Regions from separate parts of the Homo sapiens genome. Here regions 1 and 3 are each linked to region 2. A link is a loop called in an ENCODE intact Hi-C map of the cell type or tissue named here. Cell type or tissue: B cell. All regions are shown on one strand. Each heading gives the region's core, and the rest is flanking DNA. Links, peaks and the distances in the headings are about the cores only.

What was found. Peaks named below come from ENCODE experiments on the same cell type or tissue, not always from the same donor. Only the 100,000 strongest peaks of a DNase experiment are listed, where the experiment ranks them.
Region 1: it touches region 2 in a loop (2.9-fold over the local background); 3 of 110 quality-filtered maps call a loop at or near these places.
Region 3: it touches region 2 in a loop (17-fold over the local background); 3 of 110 quality-filtered maps call a loop at or near these places.

Annotation. Positions count from the first base shown.
Region 1 is chr2:73,966,696-73,974,742 of GRCh38, forward strand. The region is part of intron 1 of DGUOK-AS1 (DGUOK antisense RNA 1); the gene reads right to left. It also overlaps the pseudogene RNA5SP97. Among named protein-coding and RNA genes, the nearest start is that of DGUOK-AS1, 11 kb to the right of the region's middle. RefSeq lists an enhancer at 4,347-4,516. In B cell, for the core only: no CTCF peak of the experiment used is centred there; DNase peaks (open chromatin) are centred at 4,476 and 6,286; H3K4me3 peaks cover 1,226 bases; H3K27ac peaks cover 829 bases.
Region 2 is chr2:74,175,170-74,183,216 of GRCh38, forward strand. MOB1A (MOB kinase activator 1A) reads right to left here and starts at 3,710. Exons shown (of 6, transcript NM_018221.5): 1 at 3,492-3,710. The coding sequence starts at 3,505. RefSeq lists silencers at 1,370-1,562, 3,282-3,471 and enhancers at 2,735-3,418, 6,507-6,646, 6,657-6,786. In B cell, for the core only: CTCF peaks have their summits at 4,011 (motif pointing left) and 4,217; DNase peaks (open chromatin) are centred at 3,342 and 3,762; H3K4me3 peaks cover 3,079 bases; H3K27ac peaks cover 3,484 bases.
Region 3 is chr2:73,982,082-73,987,960 of GRCh38, forward strand. TET3 (tet methylcytosine dioxygenase 3) reads left to right here and starts at 2,829. Exons shown (of 12, transcript NM_001287491.2): 1 at 2,829-3,076; 2 at 3,899-4,625. The coding sequence starts at 4,323. RefSeq lists enhancers at 1,205-2,128, 4,022-4,251 and silencers at 2,302-2,991, 2,750-2,948, 3,372-3,541. In B cell, for the core only: no CTCF peak of the experiment used is centred there; DNase peaks (open chromatin) are centred at 1,662, 2,830, 3,620 and 5,562; H3K4me3 peaks cover 4,222 bases; H3K27ac peaks cover 2,127 bases.

The DNA of each region.
Region 1 (8,047 bases), core at 1,446-6,445, 210 kb before region 2:
GTGAAATCCAAATCAAGTCTGGAGTTTAATTGATGTAACTTGTCAGTTTTCACAAGTGTACCATGTCATGTGAGATGTTAGCATTAGGGGAATCTGGATGAGGGATACACAGAAACTCTGTGTTGTCTTTGCAATTTTTCTGTAAATCTAAAATTATTCCAAAATAAAAATCATTAAAACAATGTTGATACCTCTTAGAAGATGATGACCAGGCTCCTTAAGTGGGCTTTTGGAGCCCTCCAGCCTTATCTTTCCCCACCCCTGTGAAAGAATCCTCTGTTCTTGCTAAATGGTTTCACTTACTGTCCTCTTAACAATGTCTGTGCTCTCCTAGACTCCACTTTTGCCTTAGCCATGTACCCTGTTGGACTGATATGCCACTAGTCACAGTCCTTAATCGCAAACAGCAGGAAGTTACTGTGAACCTAAGGAAGCTTAGGTTTTAGGGTGCATCACTTGCAAGTCCCCAGGAGGGTCCACTATGGCTGTTATGAGAATGTGATTTCCCTGTCATTACTACTGCTGTCACAGAATACTCCTCATGGACCCAAGACTCTGGTAGGTACATCTGACTTGCAGAACCTAGACCACATGCCCTTGACATGCCAAGTACGTGCAAGGGAGTCTGAGAAATACAGTATCTGACATCACATCTTCGTTGTGAGAGGTGGGGTCTATCCCCAACCAAGGTGAATAAGTCCTCAGACACAGGAAGGGGAATGATTTACTAGTTCTCCAAAAAGAATGGCAGATGTTTACTACAGATGGGTTTTCTAGAACCAAATCTTCCATTAGGAACCACTGGGCTTAGGTAACATTTGTTACCTAAGCTGAAACTCCAGCTTGGTTTGGCCTGGAGACTCCATGGTACAAACTGTGTTCCTATATTTCATTCACTACACCAGAGTGAAGGGAACTTCATCTCCTGAGGACACTTGAATTAAAATCTTTCAAATGAAAAGGGCCCAGCCGTGCATGGTGGCTCACACCTGTAATCTCTTGGCACTTTCAGAGGCCAAGGCAGGTGGATCATTTAAGGTCAGGAGTTCGAGACCAGCCTGACCAACATGGTGAAACCCTGTCTCTGCTAAAAATACAAAAACAATTAGCTGGGCGTGGTTGCATGCACCTGTAATCCCAGCTACTTGGGAGTCTGAGGCAGAAGAATCGCTTGAACCTGGGAGGTGGAGGTTGCAGTGAGCTGAGATCTTGCTACTGCACTCTAGGCTGGGCTACAAGAGCAAAACTCTGTCAAAAAAAAAAAAAAAAAAAAAAGGAAGGAAGGAAGGAAAGAAAAGGGCCCATGTGCATGTCTTTAAGATCAGCTATGCAAAAGGCAACATAGGAAAGGTTATATCCTACTGTGAAGCTGGGAGTATTCCCCAAGGCAAGAAAGGTTTCTGGGAGAAGACCCTGTATTATTCTCTTATCCAATACTAACCAGGCCCGACCCTGCTTAACTTCCAAGATCAGATGAGATCAGGTGCATTCAGGGTGGCATGACAGTAGATCCTGTATTCTCTATATCAGCAGTGACCCCATCATCCTTCCAGCCACCCAGCTAGAAAACTAGGATCCTCTGACTCCTCTCTGTCACTCATCTCCAGCAGCCAGGCAAATGTCTGGTGCTACCAATTTCCCGCTAACATTTCTCAGATCTGCCTGCTCTCCTACCTCCACTCCTAACCCAGCCCTCCCACCCAGGCTCTCTGCCTCTTGCTATGGCCTCCCCAAATCCCTACTCCACAGAGGAGCCAGAGGGCCTTGAACGCCACCAGGTGCCTCCAGAATGTGCCTTTGGCCCCCCGGGGGCCCTGAGCAAGCACACATCCTTCCAAACCCTCCTCTGCTTGTGTTTACATTAAACTCATGGTTGCCCTACCCCCCCACACACACACACTCTCATTGCTTTTGCTCATGCTGTGCGCTCTCCCTGGAGTGCCCTTCACCTCTAAGCCCCTCGGCATCCCCAATTGCCATCTTCAGGAAGCTTCTGCTGACTCTACCCTGGCTGTGTCAGGCACCTCCCTTCGAGCTCCTGTCAAATGCCTTTTGCATTTATCTGTTTTTCTTACACATAGTATTAAAATCATCTCTCTCTGTCTTTTTTTTTTTTTTTTTTTTTTTTTTGAGACGGCATCTCACTCATCGCCCAGGCTGGAGTGGTGAAGTGGTGTGATCTCGACTTAGTACAACCTCCACCCCCTGGGTTCAAGTGATTCTTCTGCCTTAGCTTCCAGAGTAGCTGGGATTACAGGTGCCCGCCACCATGCCCGCCTAATTTTTGTATTTTTAGTAGAGATGGGGTTTTGCCATGTTGGCCAGGCTGGTCTCAAACTCCTGACCTCAGGTGATCCACTCGCCTCAGCCTCCCAAAGTGCTAGGATTACAGGTGTGAGCCACCATGCCTGGTCTAAAATCATCTCTTTGTCTCTTTATTAGAGCATGGCTTATGTCTTATCCCACTTTGTATCTCCAGTGCCTGGCACATGGGAGTGGGTAATTCAATAGATACTGGACAAATGGAAAGCAGGAAGAAAGAAGAAAAAGGGACGCAGGCTGAGCCTGAGAAAGACCCCTTGCACTAAGCAATGAAACACCTCCCACACCCTTACCCCTCCATGCTGCGAGCAACATACTTGCTAACATACTTAGCTACGTACTCGCTAAGACCCAGGCCAGCTGCAGGTGGGCTCTGAGCAGCCTCTCTGACTCTGGACTAGATTACGTGACTGTAAGATCCTTAGAACGGATGGTAGAAATAGATGATGATGATGAGCCCTTTGATTCTGCCCTCAGAGCCACCCCCTCCCCCATGATCCTGGAGGCCACTTTGAATCATGAAGTGCCTCATAAAGAGAGAATTGCAAAAGACAGAAGAAGCCTCAGGCCCTGACTTCACAGAACTGCAACTTTAGCCCTGGACTCTCTCCTCAGACTTCTACATGAGAAAGCTGTAAACTACTTTTGTTTTGTTTTTTTTGAGACAGAACCTTGCTCTGTCACCGAGGCTGGAGTGCAGTGGTGCAATCTCAGCTCACTGCAACCTACACCTCCTGGTTTCAAGCTATTCTACTGCCTCAGCCTCCCGAGTAGCTGGGATTACAGGCATGTGCCACCACCATGCCTGGCCAGAAAGCTATAAACTTTGAAGCCACTGTTTAGGATTTTATCATTGTATACAATTGTGCTAATATATCCTGTGGCTCTGAGCTTGTTGCAACATTCTCTCTTGCCTAATTTGGGGCCCTGCTTGCAGTGCAGGTGTGTGCCCCATGGCTTACGACTGGGGACCCCGGACAAACGTTACCTGGTACTGGACAGCCTCTGCAGTGATAGATAGTTCCCTGGCCACCAGCGCTGGCACATGGGAGGAATCAGAGAAGGGGATTGGGAGAAACTGTATCACCCTGGGCAAGTCACTGAACATCTCTATATTTTAGGTCCCTTGCTTTGAAAGCAAGGAAGACCATCTTTAAGGTCCTGACAGTCTCCTGCTTAAAATATCCACCTTATGAATGAATAAGCAGCATGGAGTACATGGAGGACTTGGGTTTAGACATCACACAAATCTGGTTCCAAATCCTGGCTGGGCCACTCACCAGCAGCGCAACTTGGACAACTTGCCTCTCTGAGCTTCTGTTTTCCTTAAATCTGAAAATGAAACTAATTTTGCAACTATTTTTCAAGTGGTACCAAGAATTAGAAATATTGTAGACAAACTTCTGGGCAGAGTAGCCACTCAGTAAATGGAACTGGTAGGTGCATGTGAGTGGAGAGAAAGAAAGAGCTGGTGAGTGCTTCACAAAGTACAGCTGAGCTGAGCCTTGAAGGGTGAGGTGAGGACCATTCGGGCAGGTAGGGTGGGAAGGACGGTCCAAGCAGGGGAGCAGCATGGGCAAAGGAAGGAACACACAGGATGTGATGGTGAAGGGTGGGGTGCGTCGAGGTCCTTGTGGGATCAGACCTCATGCCCCTAAGCGTGATACCACTGTGGACCAAAATGAGTGCTGCTTCCAGCTAAGGAGCTTCCTGGATTACATGGCATTCTAGCTGGGCATTAAGTGAAGTAGGATTTTTAGAGCAAGACTGGGTTGAGGGTGATTTGGAGTAAACACCATAAGCAAAGGCAGGGAGCTAAGAAAAGAGCCTGTGAGGGGGTGGGGTTGGGCAGGGAGACCGCAAGGCTAGAGTAGAGGGCAATAGCAGGCAAGAAATGCTCAAATGTTTTAAATAGAGTGCTTGGCAAAGACAAGCCAGGCCAGCCAAGCCTCCATTGCTCACACTGTTGTCTTATCTGTTTCTTTCAGCATTTCTACGTAGGCTGTATCTTTGAGGCCAGAGCCCAAATGCCCGGGTCTGGAAGGAGTCTCTGAGGTCCCTTGGGAGACCCAGCAAAGGGGACCGGTGTGGGACTTCTGCTCAGAAGGTGGAGGGCTGGGAGAGCAGGCAGGCATTCACTCTGCTTCCTTCCTGCCTGGTGGCTGGCTGCATGCCCTGAACTTGACCTCAGATGACCTGCGTGTTCCCTTCAGTTTCAGTGCCAGCAGCAGTGAGCTTCATCTTTGGCTTTTTTTCTCCTTCAGAGCAGAGACTTTCTCTCTGCTCAAACTGGGTTTTTTTTGTGGTGGTGGTGGTTGTTGTTGGCTTTTTTTTTTTTGAGATGGAGTCTCGCTTTCTCACCCAGGCTGGAGTGCAGTGGTGCGATCTCAGCTCACTGCAATCTCCTCCTCCCAGGTTCAAGTGATTCTCCCACCTCAGCCTCCAGAGTAGCTGGGATTACAGGCATGCGCCACAACACCCGGCTAATTTTGTAGTTTTAGTAGAGACAGGGTTTCACCACGTCGGTCAGGCTGGTCTCATACTCCTGACCTTAAGCAATCCACCCGCCTCGGCCTCCCAAAGTGCTGGGATTACAGGTGTGAGCCACGGAGCCCGGCCTCAAACTGGTTTTTGCAGCACCAAAAATCTCCCCAGTACTTGGGCAGACCTTGCCGGTGGGGTGTCTACTGTTGTCTGCCTTTTTTCAGTTTAGAATGATGATTTTAATGGTGCTAGATCATTGTATAGGTACGTAAATAAAGACTAAGGGTGTGTTTGTACAGATGGGAGTGTGTAAGACACGTTTTTCCCAAGCAGACACAGCTAGTTAGCAGCAGAGCTGGAATAGCCCGGGTGTCCTGACACTCAAGCCAGTGCTTGCTGCCCTGCCTATGAGCTGCTTAACTCTGTACACCTCAAATGTCAGCATCTTGAAATCATTGTGTGAAAAAGTGAGTTGGGTTTCAGGCATTGTCCTTGTTAACCCACCACATGCTCAGATGTTCTGTGGTTTGGGTTGGCATGCAAAATAATTCCAAAAATGCCTGGATTTGTCCAATGTCACTGATTAGTGCTTGCTTTAGAAGACTAAGTCCAGCATTAGCCTCAGTAAGGTACAAGGAACTACCACAGTTTCTCCTTGATCAAATGCATAAGGTATAGATGTAGAATACTTATAAAGGAAAGGGACTGACTTCTAATCAACATACAGGCTAAAAATTATTATTGCCAAATAGGCTGGCGTTGCTCAAAAACCTCTTCGGAGTTGCCTTTGGAGCCAGTTTATGGGTCCCAGTAGAGCCAGGCTCTGTTCATCATTCAACAAGAACACACTGAGTGTCTGTATGTCAGGCACAGAGTACAGTGAGTAGCAAGACAGATACACATGTACCTTACAAGTGACCTTTCTACTTAAAAAATAAAATGTCTTACCTAGGTTAGACTACCACCTTAATCACCAGGTTTGGTTCTGAAAGATATTTTTGGCTGCTTTCTAAAATTAAGCTCTTCTTCAGAGGATGGAGAATAAATTCACTGATTGAAAATACTCAGAAAAAAGAGATGTAGCTTAGATAAAGGCAATCTCAAACGAGGAATTCCCAAGACATTTTAAGCTATGGTAATACAACCTCACAAGGAAACAATTTAGATAAGAATATTTATTTGGAAGTAGACATTCTGGTGTGTTTGTTAAAAGTGCAAAGGCACATTGTCAGGAGAACAAGGTTTTGACTCCTGGAGACCAGCCACTTTTCAAAGCAGGAACGACCAAATGATCTGAACCAACCCAGATCTATTGGCTGCTGTCCCCTGCTCATGAGCCCTCTGGCTAGGACTGCCCCAGGCATCCACGTTTGAGAGCACCTGCCTAAAAGATCTGCAAATCAAATCAAATTATAGGATGGACAGTTTTGAAACAAACCTGCTTATTTGCATCTGCCCCAGTGTTGTCAAGGATATTCCACTGATCAAAAGTCATTGCTATAGTCTGAATTTCCAGGTTCTAACAAGAGTACATTTGTATATGCTTTCTATTTCACACACTACTTCCTCATTTATCCTCTCCTCGAAGCCACAACTCTTGTGGTAGACATTAAATATTCTCATTTTACAGATAGACACACAAAGATTCACTTAAATTATGTGCCTAAAGGACCACTTACTAGGCTTGAAACCAGGTCTTGCCGTTCCTCCTGCAGCAGCTCCTCCAACAGGCCACAGGATCCTAAACTCCAAAACTCCTGATCACTCCTGCAAGCAGTTGTTCCCAGCCTGGCTTCACATTGGAGTCCCCACGCCTCGGGGCATGACCTGACATTGCCAAAGACCCCATGGGGTGGGCACCAGGTCCATACGACCAGAATCTCTGGAAGTGGGGCCTTGGCATTGGTATTCCTCAAGTTCTCCAAGTGATTCCTCTGTGAAAAGTCTTGGTCATTCTATTAGAGAATTATCAGAATTTGCTTCCTTCTCTCTCAAAGACCTACTTAAAGGCATTGATGGTCCACTTGTCTTCTTTTTCAAACATAATTCTCTATTTTTCAATGATAGGAATGCTACTACCTCTTTGTTGTAGAAATTTTAGGGAAAACAGGTATTAAGAAAAAAACAAAAATAATCCAGAGACCCAATGTTTATATTTTGATATATTTGCTTCCAATCCTCGTGTATATTTTATGTAATTTTTTTGAGACAGTATTTTGCTCTGTCACCCAGGCTGGAATGCAATGGCACAATCATGGCTCACTGTAGCCTCAATTTCCTGAGCTCAAAAAATCCTCTCATCTCAGCCTCCAGAGCAGCTGGGACCACAGGCACACCCACCATGTCCAGCTAATTTTTTTTTCTTTTTCTTTTTCTTTTTTTTTTCTTGTAGAGATGGGGTCTCCCTATGTCACCCAGACTGGTCTCAAACTCCTGGGCTTGAGTGATCCTCATGCCTTGACCTCCCAAAGTGTGGCAATTACAGGTGTGAGCCATGGACCTGGCCTTAATCATTCTTTAATGTGAACATTTAAGTTTATTTTAATTTAATTTTTTTTGCTGTTATAAGTCCTCCAAGAAGATCCTTGTACTTAGATCCTTATAGTCTTTGCAAAACTGAGTATTTCTATTTTGTGATCTGCCAGTTTGCTATAGTTATTAATTAATAAAGTTTTTATTTTATTTTATTTTATTTTTCAGATGGAATCTTGCTCTGTGGCCCAGGCTGGAGTGCAGTGGCACAATCTTGGCTCACTGCAACCTCCACCTCTCAGGCTCAGGCAGTTCTCCAGCCTCAGCCTCCCGAGTAACTGGAATTACAGGGGAACACCACCATGCCTGGCTAATTTTTGTATTTTTCTTTAGTAGAGACAGGGTTTCGTTTAACCATGTTGGCCAGGCTGGTCGCGAATTCCTGACCTCAGGTGATCTGCCCACGTCGGCCTCCCAAAGTTCTGGGATTACAGGCTTGAGCCACCATGCCGGGCCTGGACATTTTATGTCTTTATTGGCCATTTGCATTCCTTCTTTTGTGAATGTTCACATCCTTTGCCTTTTTGTTCCCTTTTGAGTGTCCATCTTTTCTTACCTACTAAGTATATAACACCTTTCCTGTTCATTTGTTTTGTAAATATTTTTCCTCAGTTTATCATTTAATTTGGTTTGTTGACATACAAAAGGATTTATTGATTTTATGCTTAGAAATGTTCCTTGATGAGGTAAATTGTTACCAACATTTTCT
Region 2 (8,047 bases), core at 1,263-6,262:
GGATCTAAATTGCATGTGCCTTATGAGAATCTAAAGCCTGATGATCTGTCACTCTCTCCCATTACCCCCAGATGGGATTGTCTAGTTGCTCAGAGCTCCCACTGATTATACATTATGATGAGTGGTAGAATTATTTCATTATATATTCCAATGTCATAATAGAAATAAAGTGCACAATCAATGTAATGCATTTGAATCATCCAGAAACCATCTCCCCAACCAGATCTGTGGAAAAATTGTCTTCCACAAAACTGGTCCCTGGTGCCAAAAAGGTTAGGGACCACTGGACTAGGGTACAGAGAAACTAGTATTTTAATACACTACTGGTGAAAGTATAAAGTGTAACATTTTGGGAGGGCAATATGGTAGTATCTATTAATACTGAAAAGCTCCTCAAGCCATCCATTCTACTTCTAAATATCTCCTCTAGATATGGATAAGAATTTTTTTCCAAGATTGTTTTTAATAGGGAGAAACCTAGAAGCAATCCTCAAGTTTATCAGTAGAGGATTGAATTAAAGTATGGTACATCCATATCATGGAATATTGTATAGAAGTTAAGAAAACCAGACAGAGTACACGTATTCACAGGGAAAGATCTAATACATGGTTAAACATAATACACAACCAAACGTACAGCAGGAGCCCATTTTGTAAATACATAGAAAATATCAAAAACTAAACTCATCAAAACTGGTGATTACTTCTAGGAAGAGGAATGGAATAGAACTATGGACTTTTACTTTACCTGAGTAATTTGGAATTTAAATAAGACTGATTAAGAAGTAAAAAAGAGCCGGGTGCAGTGGCTCACACCTGTAATCCCAGCACTCTGGGAGGGCAAGGCGGGTGGATCACTTGAGGTCAGGAGTTTGAGACCACCCTGACCAACATAGTGAAACCCCGCCTCTACTACACACACACACACACACACACACACACACACACACACACAAACTAGCCGGGCGTGGTGGCAAGTGCCTGTAATCCCAGCTACTTGGGAGGCTGAGGCAGGAGAATTGCTTGAACCCGGGATGCAGAGGTTGCAGTGAGCTGAGATCGCACCACTGCACTCCAGCCTAGGCAACAGAGTGAGACCCTGTCTCAAAAAAAAAAAAAAAAAAAAAAAGGAGGTAAAAAAGAATGATGAAAACACTAAAAATCATATCTGAAAAGTTTTTAACATGATAAAAAAAACTATATTGAACAAGGAAGAAAATATTTGCAAATCATAGATGTGATAAAGACTTGTATCTAGAATGTATAAAGAAGTCCTACAACTCAAAAAGACAGCCCAATTTAAAAACAGGCAAGGCCGGGCGCAGTGGCTCACGCGTGTAATCCCTGCACTTTGGGAGGCCGAGGTGGGCGGATCACTAGGTCAGGATATTGAGACCATCTTGGCTAACACGGTGAAACCCCGTCTCTACTAAAAACACAAAATATTAGCCAGGCATGGTGGCAGGCGCCTGTAGTCCCAGCTACTTGGGAGACTGAGGCAGGAGAATGGCGTGAACCCGGGAGGCGGAGCTTACAGTGAGCCGAGATTGAGCCACTGCACTCCAGCCTGGGCGACAGAGCAAGACTCTGTCTCAAAAAAAAAAAAAAAGAAAATTAACAAGTGCTATGAGAGGTGTGGGGAAATTGGACCCCTCATAGAGTACTTATGGGAATGTAAAATGGTGCAGCACTTTGAAGTTTGGCAGTTCCTCAAAAGGTTAAACATAGTTACCACTTAAGCCAGCAATTCTGCTCCTAAGTATATACCCAAGAGATATGAACACATACATCCACGCAAAAACCTGTCACATATGTTCACAGCAGCATTATTCATAATGGCCAAAAAGCGGGAACAACTCAAGTGTCCATCAAGAAGGCCAAGTTTTAAAAAAAGAAAGTCTCGGCCGAGTGCGGGAGTGGATCATCTGAGGTCAGGAGTTCGAGACCAGCCTGGCCAACATGATGAAACCCAGTCTCCACTAAAAATACAAAAATGAGCCAGGTGTGGTGGCCGGCGCCTGTAATCCCAGCTACTCGGGAGTGTGAGGCAGGAGAGTCGCTTGAACCCGGGAGGCAGAGGTTGCAGTGAGCCGAGACCGTGCCATCCCCGGAGGCAGAGGTTGCAGTGAGCCGAGACCGTGCCATTGCACTCTAGCCTGGAGGACAGAGCGAAACTCCGTCTCAAAAAATAAAAAAAAAGAAAAAGTCTCGTATTAAGGTCCACAAAGCAACTGTGCATTCACTAATTAAATATCAACTCGTAAGAAAAAAGTGGAGGAGGGAGGAATACTTCTATTAATATGGAAGTTAAATCTAAATCATACAGGCTTTTTGACAAGGTAATCGTATTTTAGAGACCATTCATTTACGAGAATAACCCAAAGGAAGGAAAATGAGACGCAGATAAACATATTCTGAGTAGTGCTATTTTATAATAGTAAATACTGGAAGGAATCCCAGTTTCTCACAATAAAGTGGGTAAACTCTGGTTATAAAAAATAAAAAAAAAACTATATAGTGTTTTTATATTGTATTTAATAAAAATGTCAAGCATGTGGATTACATCCATAACTAAAATTGGATAATTATTCAATCACAAAACACACATTTAAGCAATATACAAGGTAGAGAGAGACACCTGAGAATAAAAAATACTGTGCCAGAGCAATGCTTCTCAAACCTTAATGTGCATAAGAATCATCAGGGAATTTACAAGCTTTTTCATTTTAGCCTTGTTTGGTTGGGCTCAGGCATTATCTCTAAAATGAGATTCTAAGGTATGCCTATCAAGTTAATTGCTGTAGTGCACTAAAATGGCAATACTGTGTTTCTGCAATGGGACTATGAATTTGTTTTAACTTTCCAAATTATTTATAATACTGCAATGTACTATATAATAATGCTGTATGGTATATTACATAATGATTAAAAACACAGGATTCTACCGAGGACAAGAGAAGTTGGTTAAAATCAAAGCCAGTAAGTGGGCAGAATCAGAACTGGACAGAACGATCCGACTCCAAGGCCAGCATCTTAACTTCAAGCTTCTCAAACTGCGGCAACGCACATTCTCCTGGGGCGGCATTTAACACCGACAATAATGAAACTGGACCTATAACCGAGCAACGAGTTAAGTCGGCAAGGACGGTTTCTAGAAGCTCGAGACAAGAGAAACTGGGGGCTCGCGGCTCCGCCCCCAGATCGTCTCCCCGCCCTCGGGGGCGCTCGGGCGGAAAAGTTTGGAGGCGCGACGGCCCCGGGGCCTTTCTACTCCCCAGCCTTCACGCTCCGTTTCCTTTACTTCGACCTTCATCTCTGTCGGCCTCTCCCAACATCTCGGCCTCCCCCGCGGACCCGAACAGAGGCAAAACAAACGCCAGCTACCCCGCCCCCGCCTCGGCCCCCAGGCCGAGCCCTCGCCTCAGGTCCGGGGAGGCCTCCCCCACAACCTCGGCCCGCAGGCCCGGCGCCCGCGGCCCGACCCCACTCACAAGAGGAAGCTCATCTTCGGTCCTCAGAGGGGAGGCGAGGGGCCCCTGGCCCCCGCCTGGATCAGGATTCGGAGCTGGCTAGAGGGAGCGGACCGTCCTTAGCTCACGGGCAGCGGAAGCCGGGCCGCCGCCGCTCGGAGCCGGGTTTCTGGCCGCTGCGAGCCTTTGCAAACCTCGGCGCCCGCCTTGCCCGCCTACCCCACCTCGCAGACCCGAAATGCGGAACCAACAAAATCTCGCGAGCTAAGGTTTCGCTGCGCCGGGAGGGACTTGTCGCGCCCCCTTTCGCTCCGCCTCGTCCTAGAACTCGGCCAATCATCGCTCTCCAAGCCAGGACCTCCCTCCCCCGGAGGCGTGGCGAGGATGGCGGTCCTGCGGAAGGGGCAGTGGCTGGTCCTGCTCTTAGAGTATCTTGGTGCTGCTGGGTTTCGATCCCGCTCCCTAGGTTATGCAGGGACCTCTATAAGCGCTGCGTACTCCTGCAATTTTTAAAATTGTTAATTTAATTTTTACTTGAAATATATTCACATAGCATAAAATCTGTCCTTTAAACATGTACCCTCTAGTGGTCTTTTTCGGTTTTTTCTTTCTTTTTTTTTTTTTTTTCTGAGGTGTCTCGCTCTGTCGCCCAGACTGGAGTTCACAGTTCACTGCAGCCTGGACTTCCTGGGCTTAAGTGATCCTCTCGCCTCAGCCTCCCGAGTAGCTGAGACCACAGGTGCCTGCCACCACGCCCGGCTAATTTTCTCAAAGTTTTTGCAGAGACGAGCGTCTCACTGTGTTGCCCAAGCTGGTCTTGGACTCCTGAGCTCAAGGGATCCTCCTGGTTTGACCTCCCAAAATGCTGGGATCACAGGTGTGAGCCACTGCCTCCGGCTTTGTTTATGTTTTCAAAGTGTGCCAACCATCAGCACTAATTTTTTTTTTTTTTTTGACAGAGTCTCACTTTGTAACCCAGGCTGGAATGCAGTGGTGCAATCTCGGCCCGTTGCAACCTCTGCCTTCCAGATTCAAGTGATTCTCATGCCTCAGCCTCCCGAGTAGCTGGGATCACAGTCGTGCGCCACCACACCCGTCTAATTTTTGTATTTTTTTTTTTTTTTTTTTTTAGTAAAGACGGGGTTTCGCCATGTTGGCCAGGCTGGTCTCGGTCTTGAACTCCTGACCTCAAGTGGTCCACCCGCCTCGGCCTCCCAAAGCTGGGATTACAGGCGTGAGCCACCGCGCCCAGCCTAACCATAATTTTAGGCCATTTTCATCACCCCGAAAAGAAACCCCATACCTATTAGCAGTTACTCTTTATTACCCACCTCCCTCCTCCCAACCCCTGGCAACCACTACTCTACTTTCTATTTCCATGGATTTACCTAATCTGGACATTTCATATACACTGTGAATGGAAGCATACATTATGTGGTCTTTTGTGACTGACTTCTTTCACTTAGCATAATGTTTTAAAACGCACCCATATTGTAGCATGTATCAAAGCTTCATTACTGGCCAGGCACAGTTGTGGCTTACGCCTGTAATCCCAGCACTTTGGGAGTCTGAGGCTGGCGGATCACTTGAGCTCAGGAGTTCGAGACCAGCCTGGGCAACATGGTGAAACCCCGCCTCTACAAAAACACAAAAATTAGCCAGGCGTAATGGTGTGTGCCAGTGGTCACAGCTATTCGGGAGGCTGAGGCGGGAGGATTCCTTGAGTCCAGGAGATGGAGGCTGCAGTGAGCCAAGATGGCGCCACTTCACTCCAGCCTGGGTGACAGAGCCAGATCCTGTCTCTAAAACAAAAAAAAAAAAAAGAAAAAAGAAAAAAACTTTATTTCTTTCTATGGATGAGTAATATTCCATTATGTGAATATACCACATTCTGTTTACCCATTCATCTGTTGAGGAACATTTGGGTTGTTTCCACTTTTTGTCTATTATTAATAATGCTGTCGTGAACATTCATGTACAGGCTTTTGTGTGGTATTAATGCCAAGTGACAGCCAAGCAACGCCTTCATTCCACCATGGTGGAATGAAGAAAACAAAAGGAAAATAGTGGGAGACTTCAGTCATAGCTCAGCAAATGGTGGTGCAGGGTGCTCAATGTAAAGGAGTTTGCCCTGTACCTGACTGCACAATGTTCATGTTTCCAGTAATTTTATTTCATTCATATATCACTTGTCACATTAAGTTAATGATGTTAGGGCACATGAGACTGTATTAAATTATATTTACTATTTCTTGAATATATTTTTCAGTCAGTTATGTAAAGCAAATTTACATACTCTTTTTCCTCCCCTGAAAAAAATAAATTAATAATTTTAATTTTTTAAACTTTTGTAGTTTTTTGGAATTTGATTTATAAATAAATGCGATTTGATATCGCTATATGGAAGTTACAAATATAGGAACACAGATTTAGGCCGGGCGAGGTGGCTCACACCTGTAATCCCAGCACTTTGTGAGGCTAAAGTGGGCAGATCACTTGAGCTCAGGGGTTTGGGACCAGCCTAGGCAACATGGCAAACCCCCATCTCTACAAAAAAAAAAAAAGATAGCCGGGTGTGGGGGTGCACGCCTATAGTCCCAGCTACTTGGGAAGCTGAGGCGGGAGGATGGGTTGAGCCCTGGAGGTAGAGGCTGCAACGAGCCGAGATCACACCACTGTACTCCAGCCTGGGTGACAAAAGTGAGGCCCTGTCTCAAAAAAAAAAAAGAAAAAAGGTACATCTATTTATACTTCTGTGGTAATTTATATTACTTAAATAATATCATAAAAACAATTTCCAAATAACATGGGAAAAAAGAAATTCATGAAAGGTTTCCCTCTTTCAATGGTATTTTTCTTCAAGTTGAAGAATCACTGAGGATAGAAGTCCAGCTATTTATAAGAAAAACCTTTCAGGATGGCTAAATTTGGTTGGGGTAGCAGGGAGGGAGGATTTCAGGGTTAGGGAAAAATCCTCAATCAATATTTAAGCACGATATCAACATAGTTCACTTAGATATCAAAGATAAGATTTTTCCAGTAAAAGAGAGAAAAAGAAATTGTTCATTGCTAATTGCTACAGGACAATTTGTTCCCTACCAGACAAGGTCTATACAAAGACCGAAGAAGTTTTATTCACTTCTTGGCTTAGCCGGCCAGAGATCACTGCACACCATCTGGTCACAGCAGATGCTGAAAGCAGAAGCTAAGCGGCAAATTATGAGGCCTCCAGGACTAGATCTTCTGAACCTCTCCCCACCCGCCTTTCATCACACACAGTTCCCCTTTCTAGCTCCCTGAGGCAGGATTTGCAACTCTGCATTTTCATTCTGTGTAAGTGCCCATCCTATCATTTGCAAAACTCCCGTTTTACCCTAACAACCTCACCCACACAGGGCATCTTCCCACTTTGGTCGCAGTAACGTTCCTGCCCCTCCCAGCCAGTTGGTGCTGTTGGGAGCTCAAGCTTTTTTTTTTTTTTTTAAACAAAAACAAACAAACAAAAAACTCTACTCCTGTGACAGATTAAGGAATTTTAATCTTTGTCACAAATAGGTGAAGAGAAACAAACAGTAAAGTTGCTAACCAGCCTGGGCAACATGGTGAAACCCCTTCTCTACAAAAAATACAAAAATTAGCTGGGCATGGTGACTTGAGTCTGTAGTCCCAGCTACTCTGGAGGCTGAGGTGGGAGGATCCCTTGAGCCCAGGAAGTCCAGGCTGCAGTGAAAGGAGACTGTGCCACTGCACTCCAGCCTGGGCATCAGAGAGAGACCCTGCCTCAAAAAAATAAAAATAAAATAAAATAAGTTGGTAAGCTGTCCCTGTCCATTATCTCAGTACTCAGGTTGCAGACTTTGCAGACTGTGAAGGAGAAATCCCAATTTATCAGAAATCAAAAACTCACTCAGCGGCTGGGCATGGTCGCTTACGCCTGTAATCCCAGCACTTTGGGAGGCCAAGGTCGGCAGATCACTTGAAGCCAAGAGTTCGAGACCAGCCTGGCCAACATGGTGAAACCCCCATCTCTACTAAAAATACAAAAATTAGCCGGGCGTGGTGGCGTGCACCTGTGGTCCCAGCTACTAGGGAGGCTGAGGCAGGAGAATCACTTGAACCCTGGAGGCGGAGGTTGCAGTGAGCCGAAATCGCACCACTGCACTCCAGCCTGGACGACAGAGCCAGACTCTGTCTCAAAAAAAACAGAAAAAGAAAAAAAAATACAAAAATTAGCCAGGCATAGTGGCGTGTGCCTGTAGTCCCAGCTGAGGCTGGGAGGCTGAGGCACGAGAATCACTTGAACCCAGTAGGCAGAGGCTGCAGTGAGCTGAGATCATACCACTGCACTCCAGCCTGGGTGACTGAGCAAGACTCTGACTCAAAAATGAAATAAAATAGGCCAGGCGCGGTGGCTCACGCCTGTAATCTCAGCACTTTGGGAGGCCGAGGTGGGCGGATCACCTGAGGTCGGGAGTTCGAGACCAGCCTGACCCACATGGAGAACCCCATCACTACTAAAAATACAAAATTAGCCGGGCTTGGTGGCACATGCCTATAATCCCAGCTACTTGGGAAGG
Region 3 (5,879 bases), core at 880-5,879, 190 kb before region 2:
GTGAAAGACAGCGTGCTACCCTTCCAGGAGTTTGTAGTAACTGGGAAAGAAACATGCAAACCATTCCAGTGCCCAGCGCCGATGAGATAACTGTTCCTAGGCAGGGAGAGTCAAACTTCTGTGGAGGGAGAGTGGGTGGGGCTCTGGAATCATCTGAGCAGCTGGAGGTTTCATGGAACTGGCACTTATGACTTGCAGGATGAGTGGGAATTTGGCAGGTACAAGGGGTAGCTGAGAAGGGGTGGGGTGGGAAGGGTTTTTCCCCAGGCAGAAGGAATGAGCAACAGGACTGCCGAAGTGTAAGGTTCCAGAGGCCGGGAAGATATGACAGGCAGCTCTCTAGCCTGGCTGGGTTCCCTCCAACCTCTCTGGCGGCGCCTTCTCAGCTCCTGTCCCTCATGGGCTGGTATTCCCTGGGGCTCTGTCCTGGCAGCCTTTCCCTCTCACACTCCATATCCACCCTGGATGAGCTCCTCCACAACTGAGGCCTCGCTGTCTGCTCACTGATGGGGCCCAAATCTCAAACCCAGGCCTCACCCCCTCAGTTGCACACTCACTTTCACACGAATGTCTCCATCCCCAGGCATCCTTCCTTCTGCATTTTGTCACAGTGAATGGCACCAGCATTCACCCAGTTACCTAAACGAGAGGGCTTTATGAAATGACCCTCTCATAGATTGCTGGCAAAGAGTAAATGACACAGTAACTTGCTGGTGCCATTTACCCAGACAGAATACAAGAGGATGGCTGCTGGGCTCCTCTGAAAGTCCACAACTTACTAGCTGAGTGATCCTGGGCAAGTTATTTAATCTGTTTTCTTATCCATAAAATGGGTTTGATGATAGTACCTACCTCACAAGGTTGTCATATGGATTAAACAATATTAGTTGTTGTCATTCATTGAGCCCTATATTAAGTCTTTTACTTGGATTCCCTTGAAGATGGAGTACCTAGTCCAAGGTCACACTGTTACCAAGTGGCAGATTCAGGTTTGGAAGCCAGAGTTCTCTGGCTCCTGAGCCATCTTCTTCACCTCACTGTCACACTTTCTGAAAACTGTATACCAAACAGGGAAATGCCTATGGTACAATGTTAAGTTAAAAGAGGATGGCAAATTGTATAATCAGTGTGAGTAAATCCACAAATAGGAAAGGCTACAAGGAAATATAGCAAATGGTTAAATATGGTTGTAATTTGGTGATTTTTCCCCTCTAGTATCTGTAGTCTCCACGTCTTCTTTATACACATTTTTTATTAATAAAGTTGCTTATTAAAAATATATTACATTAAAAACAATTACGAGTCTGCAACCTGTTCCCCTGTTTGAAAATTGCACTCTCTTGGTTTTTCGTCTCGGTTCTAGTCTTACTACCCTGAACAGAAACTCTTCAGTCCTCCCAAAGGCCATGGTAGGAAGTGGATATTGCAGCCATGTTCACCCCCACCCACTCCCTCGCTGACAACCTGGACCCTGGAGCAGGCTGTCAAAATCAGAGGGAAGTTCCAGATAGAACCCGGGCTGCTTTACCGCCTAGGGCTTTCTGGACAGCGCTACTTCAGATCAGTTACTTTTTTTTCTTTCTTTCTAAATAGCCGGCCGAATGCTCTTTTTCCAGTTCTGGCTAAGCTGTTAGCTGCAGCCGGGCGGCGACGCCTGCCAGGTACCTGGCTCCGTGAGCACCGCCCAAACTGGTCAGGCCAGTCCGTCCTGTGGCTGTTTCTGCCAGGACTCGCCCGAGTGTGTGTGTGCGCGTGTATGTCAGAGACCCACCCTGCTCCCCTGCAACCGAGGTAGGTGGAAGGCAGTTGCAGGCACCAGCCTGGCAGTCAGGCCAGATGGGTGGGGCTGAATTAATCTAACCTGGAATTTCAACTTGGCCTGCACAACAGGTGAGGGAAAAAAGCAGCAGAGAGAACGGGCAGTTTGGCAACTTGGAAATATTCCTGAGCCCTGCCCCTTACCCCCTGCCTGGAACGTAGCCCAGGGTGACTCTTCAAAGTGTCTGCGCCGGGTTTTAGGGCTTAGTCGCCCCACGGCCCCCTCGAGGCTGTCCGAGGCCCTCCTGAACGCTGTCCTCCTCAGTTACCCTCCGCGACGCGCCCGTTCCCCCTCCTCTGGGAGGCAGGGCGGGGGTATCGGATTAGTCTTTGTTTTCGACGCGAAAGAATCGAGCGCGGCGCGGGGGAGGCTGGTGATGGCAGGGCCGTGGGGTCCACCTGGACAGGGCATTCGGCCGTGACCCCTGCGAGGGTGCCCTTAGCCTCTGCCCCCGAGCAACCCCTTCTTGCCGGCCAGGCTGACTCGGTACGCAAACGCGCGATGTCCCCCATTGTCCTGCCTCGGAATGAGCCAGCGGCAGCTGGGACAGGGGGGTCAGTCGGGCCCGGCGCTCAGGCCTCCCGGGGGCGCCGGGGCTGTCCCGGACAGATCTGGCCCGCAGGGAGTGGCAGGAAGTGGGGACACCGAGCGAGGCTCGGCCGAGGGCCTAGGCTGGAAGGTCCGCGTGCCCCACCCCGCCTCGCCGGCCCCGGCTGCAGCCCCGCCGGAGGGCGAGGGTGGCCAACCCGAAGGGGGCGGCCGCCTCCCGGGAGGGCCGACCGCGTGGGTGGGAGCCACTGCAGGTGCAGAGAAGCGGCGGCCGGGCCGGAGCCTGCCCCAAGCCGCTCGCAGGCCGCCCACCCGACCCCTCCCCTCCGCGGGAACCACCCCCCTCTCGCCCGGCCCGGGGCCCGGCCGGGCCGGCGGGGCTCGGCGGGGCCGCACGTGTGCGCCCTCCCGGGCGGGGGAGTCCCCGGGCGAGCACGTGCCGCGGTGCGCGGGGGGCGGGGAGTCCCGCGGACGCCTTCATTGCTGCTGCTGCTGCCGCCGCGGCCGCCGCTGCCTCTTCCTTCCTCCTGCGCCGTCCCCTCCTCGGCCCGGGCGGGGGGCTCCGCGCGCTGAGCTCGGTCGGGCCGGGCGCTCCGGGAGGCGGGAGCCCCAGGCGGCGGCGGCGGCGGCCGCGACGGTGGTGGCGGCGGCGGCGCGGGCCGGGAAACTTTGCCCCTTTGTGCGCTCCGCCCCGGAGGCGGCGGGCAGGTCGGTGCAGTCGGTGCCTTTCCGGCTCCGGAGTGGGGGAGGGGCGGCGGGAGGCGCGGGGGGCCCGGCCCGGGGGAGGGGGAGGGGACGGCCCGGATCCGGCGGGGGGCCGCTCCTCCGGTGCGGGGGGCCGGACTGGGGTGCTGCGGGGCGCTGTGCGGCTGAGCCGGGCGGGGGTGGCGGGGCGGGGGCGGGGGCTGCGAAGCCGCCGGAGCGGAGTGGCGGAGGCCCCAGAACAAAGGAGCCCGAGCGGCGGCGCGCGCGCGGCCCGGCCCGCGGCTCGAGCGCGCCCCCCTCCCCGCGCCCCTCGGCGGCGCGGGCCGCCCTCCCCAGTCGGGCTGGCGGGCTGCGCTCCGGCGGCGGGCGCGGCGGGCGCGGGCTGCCCAGGGCGCGCCCCCACCTCCAGGCGGCTTCCGTGCCGGGGGCGCCGGGGCAGTCCCGCCGAGCGAGGCTCTCAGCAAACTTTATTTTGAAAGCTCAGCTCCCTAGGGAGGGCCCGGCGGCCTCCAGCCAGGGCGTGTGGGGGAATTTTGGTGAAACTCTCACCAGCCCGTGGGGGTGGGGAAGAGGGCAACTTTCTTAGAAATCTCACCTTGATCACCCCCTTGAATCCAGGGCCCCCAGCAGCCCTCAGGCCCGAGGCCGCCTCCCTCAGACAGGGAGCGGGTGCTGGGTGCGTCCTGCCTGAGGTTCTGGGCAGGACCTCAATTGAGCAAGCCCCATCTCTTCCCCCATTTTCTCTTCCCAGAAACAGGAAGAAGTGACACGTGAAAGTTGTCCCTGAGCCCCGAGTGATGCGCTTCCCCTTTCTGTCTTTTTCAGGCAGCACTGCCTTCTCCAGCGTCCAGACCCTGGAGGAAAAATACCAGGAGAAACTGCTCACTCAGCTCTGCCCCCACCACACCCCTACCTGCTCAACTCATGCCTGGGTCCAGGGTGGGTGAGGGTGAAGAACCCACCGGGCCAAGATGATCCCTTTTCTGAGGGCTGCTGCTGGTGTCCTCCCCCAGATCCTGGGCCCCAGCAGGTGGGAGAGTGGCCCCCTACGGAGTCCGATCAGACTGCTGCAGAGGAGGTGAAGAGGGGTTGAGAAGAGGCATCCATCCACGAGACTGAAGCCACTTGCCTTCACCCTTGTAGACTCTTGACTGTTCTAGGCGAGAAGGACCTGTTGGTGGCCTTTGGAGGTGGCAGGAAACGACTGTGGTTCTGCCCCAGCACCTATGACCCCACCTCTGGCAGCATCATGAGCCAGTTTCAGGTGCCCCTGGCCGTCCAGCCGGACCTGCCAGGCCTTTATGACTTCCCTCAGCGCCAGGTGATGGTAGGGAGCTTCCCGGGGTCTGGGCTCTCCATGGCTGGGAGTGAGTCCCAACTCCGAGGGGGTGGAGATGGTCGAAAGAAACGGAAACGGTGTGGTACTTGTGAGCCCTGCCGGCGGCTGGAAAACTGTGGCGCTTGCACTAGCTGTACCAACCGCCGCACGCACCAGATCTGCAAACTGCGAAAATGTGAGGTGCTGAAGAAAAAAGTAGGGCTTCTCAAGGAGGTAAGCCGGCCCTTGCTGGGCTACCCTGTTCCTTCCTCGAGGGCACGGTGATCACGGGGGTCTTGTTCAAGCAAGGCTCGTCCAGTTGAGTCCATTCTCTCATTTCTGATCCTCTTGGTCCAACTTTAAGTAGGAGTGTAACTGACATGTTTGGACTCCTTTGCAGGGCTGACAATTTGTATGAGTAACTGGGTAGAAGGGGGATCTGAGCTAGCACCCTCATCTCTGATGTTTGCATTTGAGGCGGGACTGTGATGTCTACCTTTACCTCTAGAAGTTTCTTGTCCTGCTGCTTGAAGCCTCAGATGTTGTATTTCAAGCTCATGCTAATGCTTGGATGACTTGGTCAGTGAGGGTGTAAGATAAGAGATGGAGGCTGATGGATTTGGAGACAAAGTTTTGGATTGACAGGGTGGTTTTATGATGCCCTGATGGAGTGGGATGTTTCTTTCATCGTTTTTCTCAGATGGCCAGAGAGCCAGTTGAAACTGTTGGGGAATCTAGTGACGAACTGATGTTTTGGGTTCCCCTATCTTAGTTCTTCTTGCGGTCAAAAACTTTATTTCTGTGTTCTCGGGACCTGGCACAATTCCTTGGCAGGTAGTAGGCACTCAGATACTAATTGCATGAATGGATGACATGCTTTTGAGACACTGTCAACCCCAGGGAGGTGTACTCCCTTTATTTGGGGTAGTAGGGTGGAGGAGGGAAGGAGATTTGGGGTGAGAGCAGGCAGGGTGGGAAGGAATGGGAGAGACCATGACCTTGCATTGGCCGTCTTTCCCTCCCATTATAGTGGCGGACTGCCGGCTTGAGGTTGGTGACAGCCGCGACAGCAGAGAGTTGGCAGAAGTAGGGCTGAGCGAAGTTGAGCAGCTTAGGAGGAGCGGTGTAGCCGCTGAGGTCGCTCCAGGCAGTAGAACTGGCGCTGGACAGAGACGGAGGCCTGCGCTGTCTTCGAGCTCCCCCTGGCTCTGCCATTCATTTGTCCAAGGGCCCAGACAACTCGGGCCCCCTCTCTGGGCCTGTCTTTTCCTTGGGGGAAGTGGAAGAGTTGTACTTGATGGCTTTCAAAGCCTCTTCCAGCTGGGCTGGGAGCTGCTTGCTTCTGAGGACTCGGGTCCCTGTGGCTGGCGTTGGGCTGGCAGCCCGTGCTCTGGGTTTCCCTGACCGCTGAGTGCAGAGCCTCACAGCGAGCTGGTGGGGCTGGTCCCGTGGCTAGGAAGAAAGATTCAAGTGTTGAGGACAGGGACA